Linked DNA regions of Homo sapiens: region 1 is linked to region 2. Evidence: read pairs that join two places in POLR2A ChIA-PET (ENCODE). Cell type or tissue: OCI-LY7. All regions are shown on one strand. Links, peaks and the distances in the headings refer to the core of each region. The heading gives the core; the rest is flanking DNA. Region 1 has its middle 56 kb from the start of ATP2B4. Region 2 overlaps ATP2B4 (ATPase plasma membrane Ca2+ transporting 4).

Region 1 (2,905 bases), core at 119-2,618, 110 kb before region 2:
GGGAGGAAGAGGTGGGGCAATGACCATGTTGGAGAAGAGCTTTGAGAGACTGAGCAGATAAATGGACTCAAGATAAATGGACTCTCTCTCCCGAGTCACCATGCATCAGGGCAGCTGATGGGGAGGAGGCAGAGTGACCATACCCTGGAATCTTTGATTTCCTGTGGGTGGAAAGGCAAGTCGAGCTTGACAAACTCGTCCTGGGAGGTATGGAGCACGCAGGCATAGGGGGACGGGAAGGGCCACACTCAGGAAGCTAGGGGGCCATGGTCCTGGCAACCATCTGTTTCACTGCAAATTTTCTGCTTCATGGTCCCTCACCACACCCCCAAGTGTCTGTCAGACTGTATGTCCCAAGCTTACTGCAGGAATGTGGCCACCGAAGCGTGGCTGTCTTCCTCCCACCCACAGCTGGTCAGAGCCTGAGCGAGACTAGAACTCTGGCCTCTTCACTCCCAGCCCAGCACCCCTTCCTCCACTGACTCATCCAGGAGACTGTGAACACAGGGGCCCCACAGCCTCTCAGCTCTCTTCTCCTGCCTGTCTCCTGCTCCCTAAATACATTCAACACCCAGACAGGGAATGGCTGCTCCAAGAGCCCCCCAAGGTCCCCTTCCCTGGTGTCTGAGTTGTGCCAAGGGCAGGCTGCATGGCCACCACTAAAGTTCCGTTGCAGGACTGGGGTAGCATTAGGGTTGTTTGGTTTTAAAAATGTATGCAAAAATGTCTTCAGAACCTCCATATTCTCAGGTAAAAGAATTCCAGTGCCCAAGATAAGAGGGACCAGGGAAGGGGATGGGTCTAATTAGATCCAGAGGCCTATGCTTTAGAAAAGGGCCAGGGGGCTGTCGAGAATTGCTGGGCATAGGGCTGGGCACAGTGGCTCACGCCTGTAGTCCCAGCACTTTGGGAGGCCGAGGTGCGCAGATCGCTTGAGTCCAGGAGTTTGAGACCAGCCTGGCCAACATGGCGAAACCCTGTCTCTACCAGAAAAAGAAGAAAAAATGCAAAAATTAGCTGGGCATGATGATGCATGCCTGTGGTCCCAGCTACCAGAGAGGCTGAGGTGGGGACATTACTTGAGCCTTGGAAGTCTAAGCTGCAGTGAGCCAAGATCTCACCACTGCACTCCAGCCTGTGTGACAGAGCGTGACCCTGTCCCAAGGAAAAAAAAAAAAGGAATTGATGGGCATAAGGCCAGGCACGTGGTGCTCATGCCTGTAATCCCAGCACTTTGGATGATTGAGGTGGGTGGATTGCTTGAGCTCAGGAGTTCAAGATCAGCTTGGGCAACATGGTGAAACTCTGTCTCTAAAAAAAAAAAAAAAAAAAAAAAATTCGCCAGGCTAATGTGGTGGTGCATGCCTGTGGTCCCAGCCACTTAGGGGACTGAGGCAGGAGGATTGCTTGAATTGGGGAGGTCGAGGCTGCAATGAGCCGAGATCGTGCCACTGCACTCCAGCCTGGGTGACAACGTGAGACCCTTTTTCAAAAGGAAAAAAGAATTGCTGGGCATGGGTCTTACTGGAGCTCTGGGGTGCTGCCTCTAGGGCAGGTGGTCTGAGCACGTTCACTTGGGAGGTGAACTTGCAGTAGGGGAGACAGTCTCACTAATTAGTAATAAACATCTTTATTTCTTTTCTTTCTTTCTTTCTTTTTTTTTTTTTTTTTTGGTGACAGAGTCTCTCACTGTTGCCCAGGCTGGAGTGCAATCGTGCGATATTGGCTTACTGCAACCTCTGCCTCCCCGGTTCACGCGATTCTCCTGCCTCAGCCTCTCTAGCAGCTGGGATTACAGGTGCACACCACCACGCCCAGCTACTATGTGTATTTTTAGTAGAGACGGGATTTCACTATGTTGGCCAGGCTGGTCTTGAACCCCTGACCTCATGATCTGCCCGCCTCAGCTTCCTAAAGTACTGGGATTACAGGAGTGAGCCACCATGCCTGGCCCAACGTCTTTATTCCTTAATGAACAGTCTCCGTCATCCACCTCCGACTTAGTTCAGTCTCCTGCTTTCTAGGAATGGAGCTGTCCCAAGGTTTCGTGGCTGGTGAGGGGAGGAGAGACACCCACTCCTTGCTTCCTTACCAGTCACGTCACTCTAAGGTAGAGAACCTGGGAGCGTGGGATTCTGGTTTTCCTTGGGTTAGTTTGGGGAAGGTGAGTCCTTAAAGCTGCCGGGATAACAAAATAAGGGAGTGGAAGGTAGAGGAGACAAGTCAGCTTGATAAGAAAGAGAATAAGAGGCGTCAGAATCCTCTAGAAGGCAGATCTCTTGCTTCCCTTATCCGAGGGGCACCTCTGCGCCTTCCTTGCTGCTGAGTTCCTTCTCCATTCCTGTGGGCCAGGGACAGGAATGCTGAGAATGGTTCAACATTTTATCCTGAGCTATTTTGAGGGAAAAAAGAGGGGGGACAGAGCTGAGTGGTGGAGCCCAATCACTCCCTTCTCTCTGGTTCCCACCATCCCCTCCCCCACCCATGTTTTCGAGTTGCCAAGGAAACCGCACAGCCTATCTGCATCTTCTGTTTTGTTCCTGTCAAAACCATGAAACTTTCTAAGGCCAAATCAGTGGGAGCTCTGTCAGAGTTGGTCAGCAAGGAGAGGCCGCTCCAGCGTGAAGCCTCCTGCACGGATGCCCTCCCACACAGCTGTGCATGCACACACGCACACGCGTGCACACACAAGCACACACCACCCCCACACACCCGCACCTCCAATCAGCCAGCCCAACCACCGGGAGGAGAGAAAAATGGAAAACAAATAGGGAAAAAAATCCACCCTGCCCACCCCACAGAGCCACACACCCACACTACTTCCATCCCCCTCTCCTCTGAGTCTTGCAGGGCTGGAGAAGTTTGGCACCCCAGGCAGCTCACCCACTCCAACAGCACCCTGCCA
Region 2 (2,905 bases), core at 285-2,784:
CTCTTCCCACCTTCAGCCCTCCGTTTTGTCACCTACACCACACCCCCTAGTTAGCATGCGTGAGAGGTAATGCATCTTTCTGAGGGGAGAAATGCTGGCCTCTCTCTGGTGCCTTTATTGAGCTGATGTGAGACTCTGGTGCTCACTCACAGGCTAGCTTGTCTCCCTTGCTAACCTTGCTGTGGCCCTATCCTCTATCTGAATTGAGAGGTATCTTACCGCTCCCACTCCAGAGAAACTTTAATGCTCAGGCTTCAAACTCCCTATCTTTCCTCCTCAGAGGTCCTTCTGTCCCCTTTACTAGAAAAAAAAAAAAGTTCACCCTGCGTCACCAACTGCCAAAGCATTTTACTCTCCTCTTCTCCCCAAAAGCCTCTTGGAGGAGGGTGGAGCTTAGCCTCAGAACAAAACTTGGTGCCGGCCAGGTTGACACCTGCACGGGCTGCAGAATTTCCGTACACCTGGAGGCTGAGTACTCTAACGGGCTTTGGAGGATTTTGACATCTTCTATCAAGTTGTCATTTCCATACACCTGGAGGCTGAGTACTCTAAGGGGCTTTGGAAGATTTTGACATCTTCTATCAAGTTGTCTTCCTTGTGTGTAAATGTGTGTGTTGGGAGTGGGAAGAGTGTGGGTTGTGGGAGAGGAAGGCAGACTGACAGGCCACCCTTCAGATCACTTAGATCTGAACTCCTTTTTCTGACCTCTTCTCATCTTTTATAGATAAGGTCAGACTAAAGGATCCTGTCACAGGTCCCTCAAATAGACAGGGAAAACATTAGAGCCATCAGAGGTCGTAACCATTTATTTCCAAGTTTCTGAAGCTGTGGGTTTTATGTTGCTTGGTTGGGAGAGGTGAGACGTGAAGACTCGGGTATTGAAATTACTCCTCTACATTGGAGTTTACAGGCTGCAGGGGCCTCCCAGGAAGGAACGGGCCTCTCTTGAGTCAGCTCTCTAAGCTCAGGCCTAGCTATCAGTTCAGCTCAGATCTCAACTGTCACTTAAACCCTTGTGCTTAGACTGGGTACCTCTTGCCCTTGCAGATGCTGGATACTTATGGCTGCTCTAATGGTTTCTTTTTGTCTATCTTTGAACCTTTATTCCAGAGATCCAGTTGTCATCGGTATCCAGGAAGCTCTCCTCTTCCTCCTCCTGACGTCTACTACTACAGTTGCTGGTTGTTGCTAAGGTTGCTGCCATGGTAACATGCACATCCTGTTTACACCTTCATCTGGGCAAGTTGGTCTAAGCTAGGAACCTACCTACCCTGGACAACTACTATCATCACCACCTGGGGACACCAATCATCGTGACACGGAGTCCACCTTCCACTCAGTTCCCCCATCCTCTTCCTCCTCTCGCTGCCAGACTTCATACGGAAGAAAGGATCTAGACTTCGGACGGCTACTCGGGAGCTTATTGCACAAGATATATTCAATCTATTCCCTCACTGGGCCCCCAGAGAAGCAAGAAGTAGGAAGAAGTTGAGACAGGGAGGCAGGAGACACTGGTCAGTTGAAGGGAAACGCTACATCTTCTCTGGTTGAGGGGCTTGGTAACAGCAGGCAAAATGACGAACCCATCAGACCGTGTCTTGCCTGCCAACTCGATGGCCGAGAGCCGTGAAGGGGACTTTGGCTGCACAGTAATGGAACTGAGGAAGCTCATGGAGCTGCGTTCAAGGGATGCACTGACCCAGATTAATGTCCACTATGGAGGTGTACAGAATCTCTGCAGTAGACTGAAAACCTCCCCTGTGGAAGGTAAAGGCCATATCAGGGGTGGGGAGTTGGAGGAAGGTGGCTAGTGTTTCAAAATATTGTTTTCCCAGCTTCTAGAGAAGGCACATTTCTGGAGGCCCAGCTGGTATATTTTTGTCTGGTGGGAAAGGTATGGCATCTGAAGCACTGAAAGGAGGGCAGGCCATGAAGAACTGTATCTTTCCCAGAGATGATGTTTAGAAAGTGTGCTATTCTCTAAAGATTATTCTTTTCTCCTTTTTCTTTTCTTTCTTTCTTCTTCTTTTGTTTCTTTTTTTTTTTTTTTTTTTTTTGGTGAGACAGGGTCCTGCTCTTTTACCCAGGCTGGAGTGCAGTGGCGTGATCATGGCTCACTGCAGCCTCAACCTCCTGGGCTGAAGCCATCTTCCTACCTCAGTCTGCTGGGTAGCTAGGACCACAGGTGTGTGCCATCACACCCAGCTAGCTTTTTAGATTTTTTTGTAGAGTTGAGGTCTCAGTATCTTGCCTAGACTCATCTCAAACTCCTGGACTTAAGTGATTCTTCCACCTTGGCCTCCCAAAGTGTTGGGATTACAGGCACAGTGAGCCACTGCTCCTGACCCCTCTTTTCTCCTTTTTCTGTATCAGTGTCCAGAAAGGAGGATATTTATTTTTAAAATGTTTATGTTATAAATGTTGTTGTCAGTAAATAATCAAGTCTGTTCTTCTATATGTCTGATTATAAAATAATTTAATTCTTCCCTACACTGATCTTACAGTTTAATGAATGGAGGAAGGAAGGGTACAAAAAAGTGAATAAGTCCAGCTGCCCAATTGAGCACTTCTCTATTGTATACTGTTAGAAATGGGATGATAGGCCAAGCAGGTGGGTGGCTCACATCTCTAATCCCAGCATTTTGGCAGGCTGAGGTGAGAGGATCACTTGAGCCCAGGAGTTCCAGACCAGCCTGGGTGACATAATAACACCCCATCTCTATTTTTTTTTTTTTTTTTTTGGAGACAGAGTCTTGCTGTGTCACCCAGGCTGGAGTGCAGTGGAATGATCTTAGCTAACTGCAACCTCCGCCTCCCAGGTTCAAGCAATTCTCATGCCTCAGCCTCCTAGGCAGTTGGGACTACAGGTGTGTGCACCACCACGCCCAGCTAATTTTTTGTATTT

What was found. ChIA-PET counts read pairs that join two places held together with the same protein. Peaks named below come from ENCODE experiments on the same cell type or tissue, not always from the same donor. Only the 100,000 strongest peaks of a DNase experiment are listed, where the experiment ranks them.
Region 1: POLR2A ChIA-PET joins it to region 2 with 9 read pairs; 4 of 35 experiments call an interaction of 5 or more read pairs at or near these places.

The regions. Positions count from the first base shown.
Region 1 is chr1:203,569,810-203,572,714 of GRCh38, forward strand. No RefSeq gene overlaps it. Among named protein-coding and RNA genes, the nearest start is that of ATP2B4, 56 kb to the right of the region's middle. RefSeq lists an enhancer at 2,169-2,905. In OCI-LY7, for the core only: no CTCF peak of the experiment used is centred there; no DNase peak of the experiment used is centred there.
Region 2 is chr1:203,681,632-203,684,536 of GRCh38, forward strand. It overlaps ATP2B4 (ATPase plasma membrane Ca2+ transporting 4), which reads left to right. Exons shown (of 21, transcript NM_001684.5): 2 at 1,111-1,767. The coding sequence starts at 1,575. Among named protein-coding and RNA genes, the nearest start is that of SNORA77, 46 kb to the right of the region's middle. In OCI-LY7, for the core only: no CTCF peak of the experiment used is centred there; a DNase peak (open chromatin) is centred at 1,250.